Linked DNA regions of Homo sapiens: region 2 is linked to region 1. Evidence: chromatin loops called from intact Hi-C (ENCODE). Cell type or tissue: A673. All regions are shown on one strand. Links, peaks and the distances in the headings refer to the core of each region. The heading gives the core; the rest is flanking DNA. Region 1 has its middle 260 kb from the start of LINC00922. Region 2 has its middle 200 kb from the start of CDH5.

Region 1 (12,268 bases), core at 2,493-10,492:
AGAAAGTTTCCATGTATTGGAAGGCAGCTCTAATGTTCCTCTCTGGGCTTTCTCTGCCTCCAATTGCTAATGCATGCTGTTCTCTGTGCACAGTTGTCTTGCTTCATCAAAATTTAATATTTAGGAAAAGGAATATCTTCTTTCTTTTGCTAAGTGTGAACTGAAAAAACTCATATTGGATTTTGATCAATAACAGGATCTCAACAGTTTTCTCATCAGTTTCCTTTTCTTTGAGGCTGGTAAGTGGACACTGCCCCAAAGCCTTCCCTGGAAAGGGGGTCAGCGGGGGGGTGTGACGTGATCCACACTGATGTCAGCAACATGGACCCTTGTAGGTTTGGAGTCAGAAAGAGCAGGATTCAATCCCAGGTTCAATTGATGTGTGGCTTTGGCAAATCACATACTTATGCCTCTCAGCTTCCACATCTGGAAATGGAAACAGCAATGCCTCCATTCACCCACGCATAAGTGCTAGCTACAGGGTGGCTGGGCTATAATTATTACCCCAGAAAAGTGCCTAACTTTATGTCTTCTTTTTTAATTGTTATAAAATATACATACACAAAACTTACCATTTCAGCCATTTTGAAGTGACCTTTTAAAATTTAGTGGTATTAAGTACATTCACAATGTTGTGTATCTGTCACCACCATCCATCTCCAGGATGTTTTCATCTTCCCAAACTGAAACTCTGCACCCATTAAACATTAACTCTCCACTGTCCCTGGTAACCCCTGTTCTACTTTCTGTCTCCATGATTTTACTCTTCTAGGTACCTTCCATAAGTGGACTCATACAACATTTGTTTTGCTTAGCTTATTTCACTTAGCACAGTGTCTTCCAGGTTCACCCATGTTGTTGCATGTGTCAGTATTTCATTCCTTTTTAAGGTTGAATAATATTCCATCGTATGGATATATTTTGAATATATGAATGGATAAACATTTTCTTTATTCATTCATCCATCAATGGATATTTGAGTTGTTTCCACCTTTTGGTTATTGTGAATAATACTGCTATGAACATGGGTGTAAAAATATCTGCTTGAGTCCCTGCTCTCAATTCTTTTTGATATATACCCAGAATTGGGATCGCTGTATCGTATGGCAATTCTATGTTTAACTTTTTGGGGAATTGTCATACTGTTTTCCACATTGGTCGCACAATTTTACATTCCCACCAGCTGTGCACAAAAGTTCCAATTTCTCCACATCCTTGCAGACATTTATTTTCTTTTTTTTTTTTTAATAATAATCATCCTAATGGATGTGAAGTAGTATCTCATTGTGACTTTGATTTGCATTTCTCTAACAATTGGTGATGTTGAACATCTTTTCCTGTGCTTATTGACCATTTGTATACAGTCATGCATTGCTTGAGATGAGGATGCTTTCTGGGAAATGTGTTGTCGGGCAATTTTGCTGCTGTGCAAATATCACAGAATGCACTTACCCAAATCCAGATGATATTACCTACTACAGGGATAGGCTATGAGGTATAGCCTACTGCTCCTTGGCTATAAACCTTTACAGCTTCTTACTGTACTGAATGCTGTAGGCAATTACAACACAATGGTAAATATTTATGTATCTAAACATATCTAAACAAAGATACAATAAAAATATGGTACAAAAGATTAAAAATGGTACACCTGAATATAGAGCTGTTACCCTGAATGGAGCTTGCAGGACCGGAAGTTGCTCTGGCTGAGTCAGTGAGTGAGTGGTGAGTGAGTGTTAATGCCTAGGACATTACTGTTTACTACTGTAGACTTTATAGAATTTCTATAGAAATTTATTTTTAAAATGAAGTAATTGCACTATGATATTACAATAGCTATGACATCACTAGCTGATAAGGTTTTTTTTAGCTCCTTTATAATCTTATGAGATCACTGTTATATACATGACCATCATTATCCAAAACATTATTATACAGCGCATGGCTGTATCTTCTTTGGAGAAAGGTCTATTCAACTTGTTTCACTCAGCTTCCCAAAGGAGAATGTGTACACCTCGCATAGCCATCATAGACTTCTAGATATCAGTGTTTCCCTGCTCCCAACATGGCACTGGTCCTTTGATGTATGAAGCAAGCCCCTCCTGAGTGTTTGCTCTGCTGCAGACCCTGAGTAGTGTGCTGGGGACATTGAGATGGGGAGAATGAGGTGCTTGCCCTTAGGACAGCAGGGAATGCAGGCAGAGAGAAGTCCTATGAGAAAGATACGTGTGATTCTAGGGGGCACAGAAGAGGGACCATCTGATTGTGTTGGGTGTTTAGAAAAAGTATCCAGGGAGGAGACACTAAGAGTGAGAAACAGAAAATGAGAGGAAAGGGAGAGCAACCATTTGGGACAGGGGGACAGCACTGCAGAAGCATGAGGGCAAGGAAGCACACTTACTGTGGGAATCCAAGCCCAGAGATGCAGTTACTTCCCACACGCATGAATGGCATTGTTTGACCTTGAAACCAGGACTCGTGCACCCTGGGTCAGAGTTGCACTGGACACAGAGTGGATTTCTATGCCACTAAATACTAATTAAGGGACTTATGTTCTGTGCCTAGCTATGCCCCCTTCAGCAGGACTGCTGCTATTGAGAGATCCCCAAGCAGAGGGCTCCCATCCCTTCTGGGCTGGAGGCTTATTCTGGAGACCAGAGGGTGAGGCACTATGTGCTCAGGTGTGCCCTGTTACTGAGAGTCATGTGATGGGGCCACAGAGGTGCCTGCAGCTGCTATCTCACGCATATCTTTGCTCTTCACGGCGGCATCGCTGTGAAATGGATTCAGCACAGAGGTGTAGCTGCAGATGCTTCTCACCGTGGAAACCTGACTCTGGGGGAAGAAAGCTCAGATCGCATTCAGATTACCGCATCCGTCTATCTCCCCCGTCAACTCCTGGGATTCTAATACTTTGGGAAATCAAACAGATAAGTAGAGGTTCTGAAAGTACCCATGCATCTGATGTAGAATGGAACTCTAGCTCCTTCGGCTAAACTAATCAGGTCTCTGGTCTGAGCACAGGGTCAAGAGAGAATGGATGACTGAGGACTCCATCAAAGGCACCTGGTACAGCACCAGGGGAGCAAGTGTAAGCAGGAGATTGGGGTTGGCAGCTTCCTGGTGAGCCTAGGCACTCCTTGACATAATTGAGGGGTAGGTTCTTGAAAAACCTGCACAACCTAAATTTTGTATGCCCATGCTGGGCCCTGATCCATCACCCAGACTCCTCCCTGCTGTAGGGATTTCCTTGGCTGAAGAGAGCTCCCTTATCAAGTCTCACCCTCTTTCTAGGGTGGCAACATTGTGGCTGATCACTGTGGGGGTCTAAAGGTCTATCCCTCTCACTCCAACTCAGATAGCTCTGATGCGTCATTCTGTCTCACGAATTCCCCATGGAGTTGGCTCAGGCTTCCATGGAGGCCACACTGCACCTCAGGTTCTCCCTCTGCCATCTCCTGCCTCCTTGCCTTCCTTTATATGGGTGTTGATCCCAAGAGAACACCCTCATAAGCTTATTAATCTCTGTCTCAGATTCTGCTTCCCAGAGGCCCAACCTGTAACAACACCCAAAGCAATTTTGCCGTAAAAAAGTCTTTGTAGGCCATTACCCTAAGTGAAATAATTCAGAAACAGGACTTCAAATACTGCATGTTTTCACTTATAGAAACAGGAAGTCAAATACTGCATGTTTTCACTTACAAGTGGGAGCTAAACCAAGGGTACATGTGGACATCCAGAGTGGAATAACAGACACCGGACACAGCAAAAGGTGGGAGGGGGTAAAGGGGATAAGGGTTGAAAAATTACCTATTGGGTATAATGTTCACTATGTGGGCGATGGCTACACTAACAGCCCAGACTCCACCACTATGCAGTATATGCATGTGAGAAATCTGCACTTGAACTCCATAAATCTTTTTTGTTTTGAGACAGAGTCTCAATCTGTCACTCAGGCTGGAGTGCGGTGGCACAATCTCAGCTCACTGCAACCTCTGCCTCCTGGGTTCAAGCGATTCTCCTGCCTTAGTCTCCTGAGTAGCTGGGTTTACAGGTGCCCGCCACCACACCTGGCTAATTTTTGTATTTTTAGTAGAGATGGTGTTTTGCCATGTTCCCCAGGCTGGTCTCGAACTCCTGACTGCAGGTGATCCTCCTGCCTCAGCCTCCCAAAGTGCTGGGATTAAAGGAGTGAGCCACCGTGCTCAGCCCCCTAAATCATTTTTTTTAAAGTTATGGTAAATGAGAGGACCAAGGGGAGTCATTCTTAAGTGGTCTATGTCTATAGCTCTCCTGGTCACATTTAAACACGGGGTAACTGAGGGGAGAGAGGCAAAGAGTAACGGAGACACATGGTGAATTTGTGAATAATCACAGGTGTGAGTAAGTGAAGTGATTTGGTGGTGCCCGCCAGCCTGTGTGCTTCCTGGGGGCTGAACCCGTTTGCAGGGCATAATGCGGATTTTATGCCAGGCCTTCCCTGAACCACCACTCATGGGGCAGAAGCTCCTTTGTCTGGCAACAAGGGATTTCGTCTGTTTATCTGTTCCTTCTCTGCCTCTGTCTCCATCCAGTTCTGAAGATCTTCAAAGTTCCCCTCTGACTACTTTGGAGAAGCTCCTCCTTTTGAAGCTGTTGTCCTTCTACCAAGTCTCTCCACCTTTTCCCTTGCCACTTTGTCCCTTGTATTAATTTGCTGGAGCTGCCATAAAGGAGTCCCATAGACTCAGTGCCAGGTGGGGATCTTGAGGATCCGAGAGATCAGGGACTTGACCCACACAAAGAAGCATCTGGTAGAGGCATCAGGATTTGATGCTTGGCTCAGGAAAAGATGGTACAAGATGGTGGAGACACAGGGAGGGAGGAATCAGAGATGATGACAGTGCCGAACAGCTCAGCATCTCACCCCCACTCCTTCTGTCTCAGTCATTTCCAGGATAAAAGATTCCAGAGTTTGGTCCCGAAGTCAGAAACAAAGGAGGGAGCAGGAGATAAAATTATGACATCAAGGAAAAATAAACCGAACACTTCCTTCTGTTCTGTCGATGAGTGTGTGAATGATTAAACTTTCCTTGTTTTAAATTTGTGGAAATGACGAATTATCTGATCACTCAAATTAAGCCAGGAACCTACTGGAGATCACCTGCAGGCCTCAGATCCAGCAGGGCAGTTACATGCACCAAGGATACAGCTATAGGATGCAGAACCCACTGGCTCTGCAGACTCCACCTGCCCCAAGCCTGCGTGATCTGCTTGTATCCTGTCAGCAGGTGAGCAGACAGACAGTGGCTCTGTGGTTTGAGTTCTGGCTTTTCTGTTACAAAGGTCCCACCTTTTGCACAGATGTTTTCTGTTCTCCTTAACTGCATGGAAACCATGAGCCTTTATCCCTGGGTCTCTCCCTGTCATGGGGCTGAAATGCCGACCCTAAGGTAGGAAGATGTGATTCAAATCCCAGTTCTTCCTTTCACAGCTGCAGGTCCTTTGAGCAGGAGTCTCACTTTCCATGTGCTGCCTTAGCTTCTTCTTAATAAAATGGCATTGATGATAACTACCTCCTACAGCTGACGTGGGAATGAATGCCATGAGCACTAAATTAAATAACGAAGCACAGTGCTAGGCACTTGGGAGGCAGTGGTGAATATTGGTTCTCCAGGAGCATCCAATCAGCCAAGAACAGCATGATCAGAGGAGACAGACTGGAAGCTCATTCTGTCACCTGATCACGGTTGTGCATACCTACTCAGGGTGGCTGTTATAATGCAATCTCCATCCCATCCTAAATTGCTCCATGGATTGCCAGTAGCAGCTGTTCAGAGGGCCTCCTAGGTGAAAAACACTGTGTGTGTGTGTGTGTATGTGTGTGTGTGTGTGTGTGTTGGGAAGGCAAGTGTTAGGTATGGTGACATGAGCCTGGGTAGCACTTCATACTCGTTTCTCCTCTGTAGATTTTTAATGCATGTCAGCATCTCAACCTCTCTCAAGTCCCACGGCCACAAAGAAAGTTTTGCTCAGCCTTTTTCAAAGCATTTTGATCTCAGAGACTTGTAACTGGACCACGTGGCAGGACATTGGAGTCTCAGGATCTACTGGCCACAGTTTTGGAATACTGGGCCAAGGGTATTCCTGGTCACAGCCTTCTTGCTGGGCAACAGGTGCCATTTCTTGCAAAGGAACAGACAGCATTTTTATGCAAAGGCTGAGGCAACTCATCTTAGAAAATGTTGCACAACCCCAAACTCTATAAAAACCCATTCTCCACACCCCTAGAGTTTCCCTTTCTATAAGTAGATAAAAATAGCGTATGTTGCATAAAATTAGAAGGCCTTATGCGTCAGACTGATTGGCTGGCTCGGGTTTTCTCTACTTGCTGGGTGTTTTCTGGCCAGGTGTTGGTGAAACTCCCATTTGCCTGGGCTGTACTCATTGTTTTCTGGTTCTGCAAGCCTCCTCATCCTGGCCCTCTTTGCCTCCTAAGAGAAGCCCACAGCTGCTTTAGGCTTTGGAGTGCTCCTCCCCATGGCTGGTTGCAGAGAAGGCATAAATAACTGAGTTATTCAATTCCCAGCTGGTCTTGGAGATAAAGCCCCTTCCTGCTTTGGGTAGGATGCTTCTGTTTATCCTGGTTGGAAAATAAATGCACCCCTGAGTTGCTTGCTCCATCAGCAGAGAGTATCCTCATTTACTACTGAAATGTCAGGGCTTGCACAGTTGACCAGTCTGTGCAACTTTGCCATTCTTCTACTAGGCTTGCCTTGACTCTCTTAAATGTTGCAATTCTACTATATTCACCCTCCAAGACCAAGACTGCATACTTCCTTCTTCCTGAGCTCTTCCTTTTTTGCCTATTTTTTTCTGTTGACCCTCCTATCTACCCTTCTATTTTACCCTCTTTGATCATAATTTCTGGGTGTGAATTTTCCTTCCTACCAGGCTGCAAACTTCTCAACAGAAGAAATAATCTTGTTCCAAGGAAGTGGTTATTGAGGACCATCCATGTTCCAAGCAACTTACATAAGTATTTTGTTCTCCCATCACTCTGGAGTGGGGAAGAGAGGGTATTATTATCTTCATTTTATTAAAGAAGTTACTGGGATTAGGGACATTACGGGATTTGCCCAAGATAGTGATATTTAGAAGATGTCAGGACCTGAATTTTCACCTAGATCAAACTGCAAGCTTTGTATCATCATTCAAGCTTTATTCTAAGTTTCTCTCTTTTTTTTTTGTTTTTGATACAGATTTGCTGTGCATTCCATCACCAGGTTTCCAAATCCTATTTCTTTGCAATAAGGAAAATCCAACTTCATCTCCCATTTAAATATCATTATCAGTTTTACTGAAATTTTTGTAGATATAGGAGTTAAATAATGACAATTTGAACAGACTGAGAGATATTCTGGCAAACCTCTTAGACTGTGAGGTTATCCTTTTAATGTCAGGTTTTCGTTATGTTAATGAATACCTGTGCAACCAACCTGCTCAGCCATGATTTTTGACTGGAGGAAATTTCTAATCAGAAGCCTTCACAGCCCTGGGGATATGACATGCCTTTGACTTTTTTTTTTTTGTAAGGAAGATACCGACAACATGGAGCAGACCCTCCAGGTAAACCAGGGTTTGCAAGCATATCAGGAACTTAGCTGAGACATATGGGACCAGACAGAGCACCAGTCCTCAGGCCCACTGGTCCTATGGGACTTCAACAGATCCTGAACTCTACCTCAGATCTGGCACGTCATAGTCTTTGAGGTGGGCTGGGACATCTGTATTTGCAGACAACTCAGCAAGTTTTTTTCTTTCTTTTCTTTTTTTTAGACAGGCTCTCACTCTGTTTCCCAGGCTGAGTGCAGTGGTGCAACCATGGCTCACGGCAGCCTCGAACTCTCAGGCTCAAACGATCCTCCCACCTCAGCCTCCTGAGTAGCTGGGACTATAGGCACATACCACGCCTGGCTAATTAAAAAAAGTTGTATGTAGAGATGAGGGTGTCACTATGTTGCTCAGGCTGGTCTGGAACTCCTGGACTCAAGCAATCCTCCTGCCTCAGCCTCTCCTTGTGATGAGATTACAGACATGAGCCACTGTGCCTGGACTCAGCAAGCTTTGAAGGCAGCCAGAATAGGAAATCCCTGGACCCCAAGGAAGGAGGACCCAGAGTGTGGCCACCTTATCCTATGAAGAGCCCTGGAAGCAGGCAGGGATGCTTAGCCTCGAGTCCAAGAGAACCAGGCAGGAGGATGGCCCTTGGGAGGATGAGGGTCCCAGAGAGAGGTTGACTTCTCAGCTCCTAATGCACTTTTGAAATTATGAAGTTGTAGGACTATGACAGGTTGTTTTCCCATTTATTCTCCACTCAATGTGGAAAAAAGACTTAAAAAAGTGAGGGTGACCTTTGCAAATAAGTTTAAGTATCTGCTATGCACCATGCACTGGTATAAGGCCTGCAACATTCATGATGTAAGGAACAAATTGTTCTGTATGATGCGGAATCATATTATCAATCCAGCAGGTGCAAACCCCTCAGCATTCACAGAGATTGGGAAAGGAAGCGGCACGACTCCTTTCCAGAGTCAGAGTAATACCTGTGACACTCTTGTCTTTCTCAGGGCTCTGGGGCCTTAGTTATCTCAATTGATCAGTGGCCCCCAATCTCCTAGCACTCCTGTGGGCCAGGGCTTCTGAGGCCTTAGCAAGTTCATGCCAATATGTTGGTCATTTCTGATTCACTTTGAAAATAAGTTGTGGATAGATCCTAGGATTCCCAGGCTTGAACTCTGAAGCCCGGGGTTTCAGTCCCCAGCTCTGCCACTTATAAATTATGTCTCCTTGGGCCAAGTATTTAATCTTTCCAAATCCCAGTTTATTTTTATATAAAATGGTCACAGTGATCCCCAGATCACTGTGCTTGGGTAAGAATAAGATAATTTTAATTCATAGCTTGGCAAAAATTTTCTCAAAAAGGATAGAGAGGAAATATTTTAGGCTTTGTGGGCTGTATGTGCTCAGCCTTAATTATTCAACTCTGCCATTGTAGTGCTAAAGCAGCCACAGCCAACACACACATGAATGGGTGTGGCTGTACCAATAACACTTTATACAGCCAGTGGCCTTCATTTGCTAATCCCTGAATTAATGCATGTAAAGCACTTAGCAGAGGGCCTGGCACAAGGTAAGTCATGAATAAATAGTGCCACCACTGTCATTAGTTTTTTGTTTGTTTGTTTTGTTTTGTTTTGTTTTGAGACAGAGTCTCACTCTGTTGCCCAGGCTGGAGTGCAGTGGCTCCATCTTGGCTCACTGCAACCTCTACCTCCCAGTTTCCAGCAATTCTCCTTCTTCAGTCTCTGATTAGCTGGGATTACAGGTACCCACCACCACGTCTGGCTAATTTTTGTATTTTTTATAGAGACGGGGTTTCACCGTGTTGGCCAAGCTGATCTCGAACTCCTGACCTCAAGTGATCCATCAGGCTCGGCCTTCCAAAGGGCTGGGATTGCAGGCATGACCCACCATGCCCGGCCTATCATTAGTGTTATTAGTAGTTTAGTAGTTTTACTACTATTTATCTTTGGGCATAATTAAGTTCAGTATCCAGGTCCCAGCTGTAAAGATGTGTGTGAGTTGTAGAATTCCAGGAGACCCTGGTGGGTCACACAAATACCACCCCACAGCTATCCAGTGACCTTATAGAGAGCTCTGATCTTCTGGAATTACTGGGAAGATAAAAAGGGTGTCAGCAGAATAATACAAACCATTTGTCACCTAAATTCTCTACCTGTATCTGGCAGGGAAAACCCATCACCATTAGAAGGGCCTTAATTGGAAGCAATACCCTAAGATAATGACCATTTTCTTGGTTTGAGCAGGACTGGAATCCTCCCTTTGACCTCTCAAAGTCACACCGCGGCGGGTGGAGGGACGTGGGACTGCCTCTGTCACCGACCCATGGTGTAGTTCTTGCCCTCTGACTCCCTCTTCCCCAACTTCCAGAACATTCTCTAGGACATTTTCTCCTTGGCTTTCAGAATCCCTATCTGCCTTTTTATGCCAGAACAGGGACTGGAGGCTTCAATGTAGAGGGGCAAAAAAAAAAAAAAAAAATTCCCACAAGATGCCAGCATGATGGTATCATTAGCTGAGAATTAAAATGCTGCTGCCCTAGGTAAAAGTGAGGGTGCCTTCCTTGGGGGCCACAGTCAGGTTCTAAACAGAAGGCCTTAGAAGAAAAATAGCTAACCTTCTATCATGGCCCCACAGATGCTGATCTATATAGATAAAGCCTTGGGAAAGAACATTATCATCCAACAAGGACGCTGGAAAACTGCCCAGATAGCAATTCCTGGATGAGTAACCACAGATCCTGCAATAATGATGGACCCATTTTCTCAAAGATTCCAGAGCTCTTGGCTTGCTTACTTTTTCTTTCCTTCCTTCCTTCCGCCTGCCTGCCTGCCTGCCTGCCTGCCTTCCTTCCTTCCTTCCTTCCTTCCTTCCTTCCTCCCTCCCTCTCTTTCTCTCTTTCTCTCTTTCTCTCTCTTTTCTTTTTTAACAGAGTCTCACTCTGTCTCCCAGGCTGGAGTGCAGTGGTGCAATCACAGCTCACTGCAGCCTTGACCTCCTGGACTCAAACGACTCTCCCACCTCAGCCTCCATAGTGGCTGGGACTACAGGTGCAGGCCAACATGCCCGGCTAATTTTTTCATTTTTGTAGAGGTGGGGTCTCCCTAGGTTTCCCAGGCTGGTCTTGCACTCTTGGGCTCAAGCCATCCTCCTGCCTCAGCCTCTCAAAGTGCTGGGATTAGGTGTGAGCCACTGTGTCTGGCCCCAGAACCACCCTCTTGCAACCTGAGAAAGACCCTGGCCCAGCCTTAATAGTGTGTCTGAAAAAGTGTCCTTGGACTCTGGCAAAAAAAAAAAAAAAAAAAAAAAAATCCAAACAATTACTAATGGTATTCTCCTCCTCTTCCTTTTAGTAAGTTAGGTAACTGAGGCTCAAAGCAGTTAAGGGAGTTACTGATAAGTGGCAAAGCTGGGATGGATTTTTGCTGATAAGCAGCGAAGCTGGGCTTCAAGTCCAATTTTGTCTGCAGAGCCCTGCTCTTTCTGCAGCATCTGCTGCATTCCTACCACCTTCCCTGAGCAGAGCATGGGGCAGTCATAGCTGCTTTTGCAGCAGTATACCCTCTGCATTTTTAAAGGATATTACTGCACTGGTATATTTCCTTATAATACTCTTTCTTCCTCTGTTCAGAGCAGTTAACTTTGCCTCATTATTATTTCATTGGGCTGAGCTTTAGTGAAACATAGCCTTTAATTTGTTTATTTAACATTCCTGGTCTGTACTTGCTGATAGAGTATAACTGATTAATTAATTAATTGTAGCCTGTCACAGCTCATGCTGGATCATGACAGTATTTCAGACACTAATGGGAACTCAGGCAGAGGCGGATGGTAATGGACATGTGTCACCAAGCCCAGGCCTGACCATAAGGCAGGGGTGGGGGCAAGCTGACAACCCTCAGAGCTGTCCAGCAGAGGGTCTGAGGCTACTCAGGCCTGGCTGGTGCAGGAAGTAGGCTAGCAGCCTCAGCCACACAGAATCCAGAGTGAGTGTTACTGCCCAGTCCAGGCAACTGCTGAGCTTGGTAGAGGCTGTCAGTGGGGAAGCCAGCTTGTCCTGGCCTCTTCTGCCTGTGTTTGCACCACCTGCATGAGCCATGATGATTGATGAAATCATTGGTTATTGGTGAGCAACTCAATCTTTAGCTCCTTCTCTCTTCTCCCAGGATGTTGAACGGGAGGGGTTGGAGCTGAAAATTCCAACCCTGTAATGACTTGGTTGGTTCCCCTGACAACCAGCCCTGAATCCTGAGACTATCCAGGAGCCCCCAGCCACTGTCATGTCATTGGCAAATAAAAAGACACCTATCACTCTGGAGATCTCAAGAAACTCAGGAGCTGTGTGCCAGGAAACAGGGGCAGAGACTAAATATATCCATTTCTCATGTCATCGTGAGCCATGGCAATGAAACACAAAGGCTTTGGAACTATCGGGACCTTATTTTGTGGCCTGGTTGTCTGAGCTCTGGGACCAGATAAAATTATAAACACCTCTTGACTTCAGTTTCCACATCTAGGAAAGTGGGAATGGTCACACCTGACTTTCAAAAGTTGTTTTGCCAAACAAAGAGCTAAGGTCGGTATTTGTGGCACAGGAGGCGAGTGACAAGGGCTGAAAACACAGCAATAATTCTTATTATTACTA
Region 2 (12,268 bases), core at 2,285-10,284, 330 kb before region 1:
AAGGGTGTTTCTTCTTCTTCTTTTTTTTTTGAGATGGAATCTCGCTCTGTCGCCAAGCTGGAGTGCAGTGGCATGATCTTGGCTCACTGCAACATCTGCCTCCCAGGTTCAAGCAATTCTCTAGCCTCAGCCTTCTGAGTAGCTGGGACTTCAGGAGCATACCACCACGCCCAGCTAATTTTTGTATTTTTAGTAGAGACAGGATTTCACCATGTTGGCCAGGATGGTCTCGATCTCTTGACCTTGTGATCCACCCACCTCAGCCTCCCAGAGTGCTGGGATTACAGGTGTGAGCCACCGTGCCCGGCCTGGGTGTTTCTTCTTTAGAGCATCAATCTAGATAATGGAGCCAACACCCAATGATCTAGTATCCTCCCTCTCCTCCACAAGGGCAAGGGCTGGGTGTCTTGGTCCCACTATATGCCCCAGGCCTAGCACAGATGCATAGTGTGGCAGACCCTTGGCAAACATTTAATGTATGGGTGGATGGCTCCATTTACTTCCTTTCCACGAGGGTTTGCTGGCTTGGTTAATGAAGGAGAGCGTACTTGCTTGGAGTCCATTTTGCCCAATGGTTTCTCCCAGGATTGAGGTGACACTGACCCTGATCCAGGTAGTAACCCCTCAGGACCTCTGTTTGGGAAAGATGCCGCATTCCACTGCTTGTTCTGTAGTATCTGATTTAACAAAGGGCCTCTAGACCAGAAATCAAAAAGGCCTGTGGGGCCTGCCCCTCCCAGCACAGGAGGAAAAGGAGACTGTGGTCTGCACTGGGGAATTATGAAATCCAAGCTGTGCTGTCTGATGTTAAGCCCCAGGTTGGGGGACAGACAGGTTTATTTGGTGATCAAGGGTGCAGCCAGTTCCGTTTTGCATCCTCCTTGGCCCCACTCCTCTGTCTGATCAGTCCCTCCTGGAGACTGCTTTCCAAGAAGTAATCAGCAGCACAGTCACTCACACCTGCAGGAGGCAGCTCCACTCCCGTTCCTTTGCTGCAGTCTATTTTTACACTGGCTTGTTTACCCCATGTGTTTTGGAAAACACAGACACATACACATACAACAGTAGTGCTGCCAAAATTCACACCTCCTCTCCCTCATAGGATTTTCCTTTGAAGGTTGGTGCTCTTGGAGAGCCAGCGGCTGCCTCTGTATTGGGCTGAAGGCTGAGTGAGGAGCCAGGGCACGGTGCTCTTTGCTGATATGTTTCTTCAACATTAGGTATCAAGACAGTGAAATACGGGGACCCATCTTGATCTGGCATCTCATTGCTGGTAGACTTCCTTCTTCAGTTCCTCTGTCTCCTGGGGGAGTCTTGTTCATAGGTGCCTGAACTAGAGAGGCAGACCTCACCTCAAAGACTTGGGGCTCCTTAAACCCATTGTTGCTTCCCTTCACCAAACTCTGGTAGCAGCATGGCCTGAGGCCTGTCACCGCTTTTGGTCAGGCATAGAAGATGGAATGGGGCGCTGGATCAGGAGCCAGGAATAGTCAAATCTTATCTCTGCAAATGAACTGTGCATGCCCTTGTTTCCCTAACAGCTCTTATTGCCATGAGGATCTTTCTTCCACTGAGACGTGTTTGATCTCTCCTTAACTTTCTAGGTGGCCCTAGTTCTGCCTTGGGGGCCTTCAAGGACAATGGATCAGGGACCCTTCCCATTTTTTCCCCAAACCAGAATTGGCTCTGTGAATTGTGAAAGCAAGTTCCTGGAATGTACAGGGCTGGAACTCAGGGAACAGCCTAGAAACATGCAGCAGTGGGGGGAATTCAAAAAAAGTATTAAAGTACTGACTTCATACAGACACCACTGTATATGTTTGCATACCTACACACACATGCACACACACACAGTATTAGAAATGTCTCCCAGTTTGCAAGTCCTCTGCACCTCGGGAGAGCCAAGCCATTATTGCCAAGCCCTGGTGTTCGGCACACAAATAACCACGTGACCATAAAACAGCCTGCAGAGCCCAGTACTGGGTTTGCAACAGTCTGCAGAGATGGCCTAATGGCCCAGCCTTCAACACTTAAAAAAAAAAAAAAAAAGTAAAAGTGGAAATTCACTTATAAAGCCCTAATGCCCAAGAGCCAGAAGAGCCAGAATGGCTTACTGTTTTACTTTGAAAATCTGAAATGATTTCCAACTATTTTTAAGGTAATGGAAACCAGTTTTGAAACAAAATCTCCTGTGGACACGTTCAATGTGTAAAATGCAGAAAAGTGAAGGGAATGGGTCCAAGGCTGAGATGAGGGTTGTCAGCTCTGCCTTCCTTCAGCTTGTCTGGCAGGGTTGGGGGGTACTTTAGGGAATCTCTGGAGCACAGTTGGAAAACCATTGACCTAAGAGAATGAAGCCAGCCCACTTTCCCTAGGGGTCCACCCCAAGGTCCTGAATCCTGAGCCATGTGACTTCAGTATCACAGAAGCCGATGAAGAAGTAACATTTAGCTCTGTTTCTGATGAAAGGGGAGACCTGGACCCAAATCCCTGAGTGGACCACAGATGCTGAGGGAGCACTGGCCTGCTGATGCTCACCCAGACAGAAATACGGAGACCCCCGCCCAGCCTCTGCTCAAGGGTGGGGTTCTGACACCAGAGCCATTGCAGGACCCAGTGCCCTACCTCCCCTCCCTTTGTTCCCAGGGCAGGCACTGACCTGCTTCCTTGATAGGGAGAAGCCATCATTTCCTGTAGTCATTGCCTGAATCCCAAATTGTCTTAGAAACTTTGCAGCCAGATTTATGAGGACTTCTGGAATTTTGGTATTTGCCTTATTTTCTGATGCTGATCAAATAGAACCATTGTGTATCTTCCACTTGTGCCCGAGCCTTTTATAGGTAGACAATGTCTTTCTGGAGCCCTTGAGTTAGACACAGAAGAAAGAGGTTTGTGATGGGGCATAATGTTAGGAGAAAGGTTGGCCTCAGGATGTTTGCATCAGTGTGAGAGATCTATTGTGGATGTCTCGATAAAGTTTATCCAAGGAAACCCTCCACTCATTGCAATATTTCATAGTCCTGGCCCTGTTTTGGCCCTGCCCATCACCAGGGCAATCCAGATTGTTTGCAGGATGGAAACTGTTTGTCACCATGACAGACCCACAGTTTTCTGATCCAGGCCTCCTCCTATTTCCTTATGGTAGAAAGTTGACATTTCAGGGACCCCTCGAAAGCATCTAGGCTTTACCCAAAATCTTAGGGAAGTTTTTTTTTTTTTTGTGGGGGATGGAATTTCTCCATATCCAGATTCAACAAACCAGAAATATACTCAAATTATGTAGACCCTACATGCCAACTTAGGGAACATGCCAACTAACAGAGCATAGGAGTGCGGTCAGGCCTTGCTTCTTAATACAACAGGAAGTGCATTTTCACAGAGAGGTGAGGCCTTTCCTTTTGGGAGAGGGAGGATGGAGAAGAGTTCATTAGAACGACTTTACTCCAGATTCCTAGTAGTTATTCATTCAGAGAGCTCTGAGCAGCTTACCCTGCCCAGTAAAAGGCACCCTTCACAGATATCTGGGGATATCAAGCAGTGGGGACTTTTAGTTTATGAATGGGCACTATGTGACCCAAGGTGCTAAGAACCAACAGAAGAAAACCAGGCCACCAGCTGGGAACACCAGCATGGTGTGAAGGCCACAAGGACGCGCTCTCTCTCCTCCCATGGCTCTTGCTGAACCCTGAACCTTGTTGAGGATGTGGGTTGCTATGGTGATGGGAGGGGAACTAGCCTGGGTGAAAGTTACAGTAGAGACAGAGACTTTTGACATCATGCAACCATTGTTCCAATTTCCTCCTTAGAGCCAGGCTTCAGGCCTTTACCCACACCATGTAGACCTCTGCCTTTACCGGTGCCCCTCCTCTTGGGAGGCAGGCACTGGGGGAGCCTTGGACATCTCCTAGATGCTGAAGAGTCATGTCAGCAGTGATGAGGATACTCATTCCCACTGGAATACTGATCAGGAGGTGAAAGATGCAGGAGTCATCTCCCTTCTTATCCACAAGCTCATATGCTTCTTTAAATTATAGGCATTCATTATTTGAATGTATCTATACATCTTCCTTCCTCCCTCTCTCCTTCCCCCCCTTCCTTCCTTCTCTCCCTTCCTCCCTCTCCTCCTCCTCTTCTTCTTCTTCTTCTTCTCCTTCTTCCTCTTCCTCCCCTTCTTTCCTTTTCTTTCTTTCTTTCTTTTCTTTCTTTCTTTCCTTCCTTCCTTCCTTCCTTCCTCCCTTCCTTCCTTCTTTCTTTCTTTCCCTCTCTTTCTTTCTTTTTCTCTTTCTTTCTTCCTTCTTTCCCCACCTCTCTCTTTCCCTCCCTTCCTTCCTACTTTTCTTTCCCCTCCAAAAAATATTTGTTGAGGACCTACTAAGGGTAAGGCTTTATCTCAAGTCCCCAGGATGCAGTGATGAGTAAGTTTTGGACTCTGTTTGGAAGGAGTCTACGGTCTAGACTGGAGGACTCTAATCCCATGATGATAACCCACTTTGAATTCTGCAGAGGAATTCACATGCCACATGTGGCATGTGAGTGGAGAGGAAGGGACAGATAACTGGCCCTGGGGGAGTTAGGAGGGCCTCTGGGAGGAGCTGACCCTGAAGCGGCACCTTAAAGGAAGAGATTTCCAAGTAGAGATGTGGGGTAGGGGAGAGGATGCCTGGCAGAGGGCTTAGCATGTGCACAGAGGACAGACTGGATGAGTCCTGACTGCTTTTCTGCCGTAGTCACCAGGGCTGACTGTGATGACAGACTTGGAGCCTCCCTGCCAGCCTCCTTTTCCTCCTCTGAGGATTTCCCTGTAATGGAGCCTCTGTAACCTGCCCTCTGCAGCGGGTCCCTTGCCTTTCAGGCCTGATGAATCGTCCATCTCCCTCATCTCATGTATAGGGCTTGTCTTCAGGGTCTAGAGTGAAAGTGGGTCCTGGAGCTTGTAAGGGCACGATGCCAGTGAGGTAAACTTTCTCAAACAGAGATCCGTGGCTGGAATACAGCATTCCCAAGCAGGTAGAATGTTAAAAAGAACTTGGAGGAGGCAGAAAACTTCCAGATTCTTCTCTAACTTATTTTACCTCTGCAGGAGCTGATATCATCTTAGGGTGGGTGGGATCTTCCTTCCCGGCTAATCTTTTAAATTTATTATTATTATTATTTTTTGAGACAGAGTCTCACTCTGCTGCCCAGGCTGGAGAGCAGTGGCACGATCTTGGCTCACTGCAACCTCTGCCTCCCAGGTTCAAGCGATTCTCCTGTCTCAGCTTCCTGAGTAGCTGGGATTACAGGTGTGTGCCACCACGCATGGGTAATTTTTGTATTTTCAGTGGAGATGAGGTTTCACCATGTTGGCCAGGCTAGTCTCAAACTCCCGATCTCAAGCAATCTGCCTGCCTTGGCCTCCCAAAATGCTGAGATTACAGGCTTAGAGGCTCCCTAAGACAGCCGGTCTCAGGCCTTGGAGTCATGAGCCCAGGAGCTGAGATTTAGATGACGTTAAGGTTAAGGCTGAGGCTAACCGGCAAGGCAGGCCTGTTTGACTTTACATGTGAGTTGCATCCAGAATTCAGGATTCTTGAGGTTTGTTGCAGGCACCAAAGAGTCTGGCTGTGGCCTGCTTGGAACGTCAGAGGATGCGATAAGAACTGGCAGAATCAAGGGCAAGGTTTTCTCCCTTGATAAGATTTCCGACAATTTCCCTCCCCTCCTCTCAGCCTTCTCTCCAGAAGAGGGCAGTCACAGGGTTGGGTTGGGAGGCAGACGGACTTTGTGGGAAGGGACTGGGGAAGTTTTAAAGTTGGTGCTCCTAATGTTTCTGAAAATGTCTTTCCTGGGGTGAGGTTTGAATCAGGACCTGACTCCCGAGGTGTGGGCCATGCCGCTTAGTGCAATTGCCCTTTTCTGAATCCACATCTTCCCTGGATGTGGAGCCCTGGCAGGGGTGGGGCTGAACAGGGCCTGGGGCCTGGCTACTATCCCTCTGACTGCCCATATGATAGGACGCCCCGTCTAGGCTGATGCTTGCACCAAACTTCCTTCCCATTGTTGCCTCCTGCTTCCGCCCCATGAGCTCTCACACCCTCTGCTGTAGGAACCTGCCCTTCTGGGGTGCCCTGTGCCATCCTGTGTATAAGCTCCTCCTTCTACTAAGGGTGTCCTTCCCTCTTGTGGTCTGCTATGTGATTTCAGGGACCCACATGCTCCAGCTCGGATGTTGTTTCCATGAGAAAGCTTTCCCCTCTCCTTGGCTCCCCTTCATCAACCCTTTTGATAGAGACAGGAGACAGGAAAATACTAAGAAGAAGAGGTGGTTCCCAGGCAAGGACCCCACCCTCAAGCCTGGAAATCTGTGGCCCTAAGTGAGAACAGGCATTCCTGTTACTGTGCTCAAAAAGTTGCCTTTTGGCTGGCCATGCCTCCCATCCTGTACCATATAAACCCCAAGCCCCAGACTCCAGAAGGAGATGAGCAAACAAATGGCAGAATGGCATGGCAGAGAAAGAGAGAAGAATATGAGAGTCTGAACACCGAGAGGAGTTTGGCTGGGGATGATCAGAGAGGAGATTGGCCACCGGAAGGCCAAACTCGAGGGGAAGATCATCTTCCTACTCCATCCCCCTTCCAGCTCCCCATTCATCCACTGAGAGCTACCTCCACCACTCAATAAAACCCCGGCATTCATCCTTCAAGTCCATGTGTGACCTGATTCTTCCTGGATGCCAGACAAGGACCCAGGGACCAAGGGGGCACTGAGTGGGTTAACATTAAACCATCTGTGGAGAGCAAAGCTAAAAGAGTGCACTGCGATATGCCCACTTGGGCTTCAGGAGTCACAGACACCCACCCCTAGACACTACTGTGGGGCCGGAGCCCAAAGCGCTCATCCCAGCTCCCGCACCTGCTGGTCTGCACGCTCCCCATCTCGTAAGGGGTTTGAGCTCGCAGTGGCTGAACAGAGAGCCACACCCTTGTTGCACATCCTGCGAGGGGGGAGCCAGGGAACTCTCCCATTTCACAATCACGAAGGGTTCTTATCTGTTCAACTGCTGGACCTTGGGCTCCAGGAAGGCAGCGCTAACGTCCCCTCATCCAGCCTGTGCAGACATGATGACCCAGTGAGTGGCTGGGCAGAGAATCACCAGCTGGGCTGCAGGCCAGGCTGTAGCCTGTTCTTACTGTGCATGTTTTGGGATGAACCCTATTACGTCCAGAGACCTAGTAGGCCCTGTAATGTGTAATTCCAGAAACACTTCCTTCATTAAACATTAATGCTAGCACCCAGCCCAAGGGCAGGCATAGAGACCCACAAAGGGAGGCAGGAGACCCTCGAGTTTAACACCTTAGACTTTGGGGTCAAGACAGGTCTGGTTTTGAATCCCTGCTCTTAAAGGCCATGAGCTTTGGAGCAGGTCACTGTACCTTCCTGAGCCTCTTCATTATCAGTAAAATGAGGATAATAATATCTGTTTTACTGGGAAGCTGTGAGGCTTGAATCAGATACTGTAAAGTGCTTAGCACAGCACCTGGTACACAGTGGAAGCCCACTAAATGGTAGCTATTATTATTAATAATAAATATAGGCTGAAGGAACACAGAGATGAATGAATGTGCATGATTAATGCTTACTCCTCCCATCCTGGCCCAAATAAAATATACAAAGGGTTTAGGGAACTCCATTAGCCAACCTAACTTGCTTTCATAACAAGAAATCTCACAGCCATGACCAGGGCTCCTATGTGACCCGGGCATGCGGATGGATTAATAACACCCCAGTCTGCTTCTGGGCTCCAGAAACAAGCAACACTCCTCACTGTGCCCACAAACTCCTTCTGTGCTGGCTGTGTGTGCCCCATGGAAAAGGGAGGTGCACCTGTGTTAGTGATATGTGGAGAGGCATATTCCTCGCGGTTGCCTGGACGACTTTGTCTCAACACCTGCAAACAGCCTTCTTTTTTCCTCCTCTCCAAATCAAAGTGAGCCTTTAATTTCCTTGCGGGGAGGACAGGAGAGAGCTGAGCAATTAGACATCAGCTGGCCCCTCTTGGAGGCTGGAGCTGTTTTTAGCTTTGCCTCTCAGGCAGGCAAATCTGGCCCTGGAGTCTGGGCCCAGCCCAGTAAAATTAATCTAGCAGAAGATCATCAAGGTGCAGTGGCATGGTGAGAGGGGAGGACGCGCTCCCTCTGCATGGTTGAGTCAAGGTCCTATCTTACATTCTCTCTCATTCTGCTATAAATGACAGGGTTTTCCCCACAAACATGCATTGCCTTTGTCCAAACACTCTTTGTCAAATGACCCAGTGTAATCAAAACCAGTGAACTCCCTTTCCATATAGTTGTAGTAGAAAATAAAAACTTTTCTAATCTGAAACTGCATGCCTTTGTGAGAATTAAGAAAATGTGGACAATGCAGGGTTTCGGAGCAGTGCAGGAATCCCGAAACTTCCAGGATGAGAGAAAAGGTTTCTTAAGTGGTGTGTGCAAGTTGGGGCTGCTCCTGGGTGGCCTGGGATGGGCAGGAGATGGGGTGGTTTGGGTGCAGTGGGTAAGTGTTGCTTTTTAAGCAAGAGGGTCTGTTTCTGGAGGCGATTGGGCTCCAGGCTGATACAATCTGTTGGCAAAAATAACTCTGGATTTGGATCTAACGAAGACTATAAAAGAGAAGCTCAGAGACTTGTTTTCCAGCCTTGTGGGAGTTGGGGTGTTTTAAATGAAGGGCAGATGTAGCCTGAGGCCAAAATCTGCCTCCCCCAGTCCTGCTGTAACCTTATTAAAGAATAAAAATAAAGGCAGGACTTTTATGGTAAGAAAGAAAAGGCATGACAAGGCTGCTTTCCCCAGCCAAGAGAGGGGTTCTCGGGACACACAGGGAGGTGCTGGGATCATGTCTGTCTGCAAGAGCCGTCAGGGAGGGGAGGAGGGTGGTGGGGCCCTGGGCAGGTGCGGGGAACCTGATCTGACTATCAAGGCTGGGGTTGGATCGAGGCAGGAGGGGGGCTCCCAGCTAGTGTGGCATCATTGGTCAGGTCAGCCCCCTAAATCTGCCTTTGCCAGGCCAGTTCTCCCTCTTACAACATTTGCTGGCCACACACAAAGCACATGGTGCTTTGTGACTGCGTGTGAAAAGGGACAAAAGTGGGAGCTTCAGCTTTCTAAGGAGTCACAGCATCTGGCACTTGGGAGGGGCTCAGATCATTAATGCTGGTGACCCCAAGAAAGAGTCCATGCTCTTTGCAGTGGAGTTCCTTGCCTAGAGGCATTCTAGTAAGTGGGAGCTTACTACACTCCTGATTTGGGGCAGTAGAAGTACCTACAACTGAGTTGGAACCTCACCTACACTTGTGACCAGCTCACCTCTCCTCTTGGCACCTTGAGTCCTCATTTGGGTAATGCCCTCCTTCCCCCTGCCCCATTTGAGGAGCTGTGAGGGGAGACAACACAAGCCAAGGGCCTGCACCTTAGCCTGAAATGCAGACATCAAAATGCCCCCTCAGCTGAAGGCGAGGGGCACAGCAAACCCAGGGGTATGGATGCAAATGAGGAAGGACCTGATTCCTATTTCTGGAAGGACCCAGCTCCTTGGACAGCAAGTGTGGTAAGAGCTTGACCAGGCATTAGGACCAGGCTTGGAGATAGGGGTCAGTGATGGGCTCTTGTACTACTTAGGATCTGGAGTCTGGTCAGGGAAACTGAGGCAGGGCCCCAGGTGTAAAAACGGCATCACAAGTGGGCTGGCGCAAGGAAGGCTGCTGCTTGGTGGACCCAGAGTCAGCTTAGGGCTGCTGAGGTGGGCTGTGACCACAGAAGGGTGGGGCCAAGTTGGGGGTATGGGAACCAGGAGGGAGGGGCTAGAAACGTCTTCATTCAGGTACAGGGAGTGGATGATTGGGGAAGCGTTTCATCCTCTCTGGATTTAATTCTTCAAACATTCTCCTTCTCCCTCCCACGCTGGTCCTGTGGCTACAGTCTTTCCGGCTACAATCTGTTTCCCAGAAGGCAGCAGAGTGGTCTGTGTAAATCACTGATCTGACCCTACCACTCCCTCTCCCTCCAATTCCTCCCATGGCTCCCAAATACTTCTAGGAGAGAGTCCAGACTCCTTAATGCATTAAGCAAAGCCTTCTGGAATCTCTAAAATGCTTTCTCTTTTCTCACCTCCTCCATCCTCGGGTCTAGCTTGGAGTTCCCTGAGGGGATCACTCACTGCTCTGCATATCTACCTATTGTCATAGCCACTGTCAACACCCCACCTGATTCTCATAGTTTATCCCAGGCACCTACATCTTTGATAGATAATTCCTGTATCTCAAATGGTTTCAGGCCTCAAAGAACCAGCACCTCTCTGCCTGAGGACTTTCTCTGGTCTCAGGAGGATGCTGTGCCCAGGTGGAGGTGGGAGATGCCTCAGGAGCCACCCTTAACCAACGAGGAAGAGAAATTGGAGAACAAATATCTGGCTTCTGACAGCCTCAACAGGAGAATTCTGATGTATGTTCTGTACAGTTTTTCAGAGAGCCCCAATGGGGATTGTGTCCAGGACACAATCCACGACCCCCTATAGTGACCCACTCATTCATGCATTCATTCCTTTCCTCTCTTCCTCGTCTTGTTTCCCCAGTCCCTTGTCAGCTTCCTGGAATCGCTTCCCAAATATTCACTCACACCCAACTTCCTATCTCAGAGTCCCAAACCAGGGCACATATGCTGTTCCTTCTGCCTGGAATGCCAGCTTCTCCCAGTGTGCAAATTACTAGCTCAATCATTCCTGGGTAGTTGCCCTTCTCTGTGCTCCTAAGGCAGCTGGCTCTGTCTTCTGGCCAACTTGCTTGTTGGCATAACCTGTCGACTTGTCTGTGTGGCCCATGAGGGCGTGGGGTCCTCTTCACCCCAGGGACCTTGCATTCATGTCTAATATAGCTCTTGGCTGGCAAAATGCCTGGTGCACGGTAGTGATTTAACAGATATGTGTTCAGGATCCGACATGATGAGCCTTGCAAGTGTTAGCTCTCTGGGGTTGGAAACAGTAGCAAATAACATTTTCTATGTTTCACAGACACTTCCTCCTTCAGCCAAAATATTTAGAAGTTTTTTTTTTCATACCTTGCATTTGTGCAGTGTGAGGTCTTCCCAAGGTACTTTTATGTGAGGCTGGGTCTCACCTAAACTCTGCAGTGAGCAGACAGCATTGCCCTATTTTACAGATAAGGCCATTGAGGCATAGAGGCTAGTTGGCCAGTCTAAGATAATAACCCAGAGGTGGAGATTGAAGTCCAGAGAGGTTAGGTAAATGGCCCAGAGGCACACAGTATTACCTAGTAATCTATGCTCAATGTGCAAAGAAGCCAATACTGTGGTACCAGCTTTTGAGAAAACAAAAGCTTTATTGTAAGTTGACTGGCAAGGAGACAGGAGGAAAAGCTCAAATTTGTCTCCTCAAGCTGGAGACTGTGGCAGGTTTTACAGGCACAGGGCAATGAGGTGTAATCTGATTGGATCGTGCAATGAGGTGATGCCAGGAGGCATGGTCTGACTGGATCCCGCCATGGGGTGGCACCAGGGCTCGATCTGATTGGATCCCAGATCCTGCCATGTCACGTCCGCTTCTTAATTTAGTCCCCGCTCCTTGATCTGAGCACTTAGGTTCCACCTGTGGCTGCACACTTGGTTCTTCTGGGCATGCTCAGAAGTTGAAGGTTACGTGACCTTCAACTCGAGGGGTCCATGGCAACTGAAAAACAACTCACAACCTTGTTACATAAAAGTTGAGGTGGATTGGTCTTGCATGATTATGGCAGCACAGAGCCAGCAGGAAAGAGCTCATCAGACCCCAGGCCCATGTGTCTCCAGAATCCACCTTCTTTTCCCCTTACCAACTACCCAGAGTGAGAGCCCACTGTTGTCGGGGAGTCTGAGTGCAGGCTCATCCCTCCACTCCTCATTCCATTGCCACAAAGACCCTCTGAGCTGGAGCATGCAGCTCTGCCTTCCAGATAAGGACACTGAAGCTCTGAGGGGCTGCAGGGACAGAGCCAAGCTTTGCCTCCAGGTCAGTCTGGCTGGAGTCCAGTGCTCTTTCTCTACAACCAGCCCATTCCTTTTCTCTAAACTTTCCCATATTTTATGCCCTAAGGCAGACAGCACAGGGAGAGGAGTATTTCAGGGATATATCTGGCGAAGATTTAAAGGCAGGTGCTGATCATAAACCTCGAGCATTTGCGTTGGTGGGGCTGAGGACTCCAAGCAGAGATGCAGAGGCTGGGCTGGATTAGCTGTGAGA

What was found. Peaks named below come from ENCODE experiments on the same cell type or tissue, not always from the same donor. Only the 100,000 strongest peaks of a DNase experiment are listed, where the experiment ranks them.
Region 2: it touches region 1 in a loop (2.5-fold over the local background); 2 of 110 quality-filtered maps call a loop at or near these places.

Annotation. Positions count from the first base shown.
Region 1 is chr16:65,831,712-65,843,979 of GRCh38, reverse strand. No RefSeq gene overlaps it. Among named protein-coding and RNA genes, the nearest start is that of LINC00922, 260 kb to the right of the region's middle. In A673, for the core only: CTCF peaks have their summits at 6,321 and 6,520; DNase peaks (open chromatin) are centred at 6,349, 9,109 and 10,329; H3K27ac peaks cover 4,121 bases.
Region 2 is chr16:66,161,462-66,173,729 of GRCh38, reverse strand. No RefSeq gene overlaps it. Among named protein-coding and RNA genes, the nearest start is that of CDH5, 200 kb to the left of the region's middle. In A673, for the core only: a CTCF peak has its summit at 5,724 (motif pointing right); a DNase peak (open chromatin) is centred at 5,739.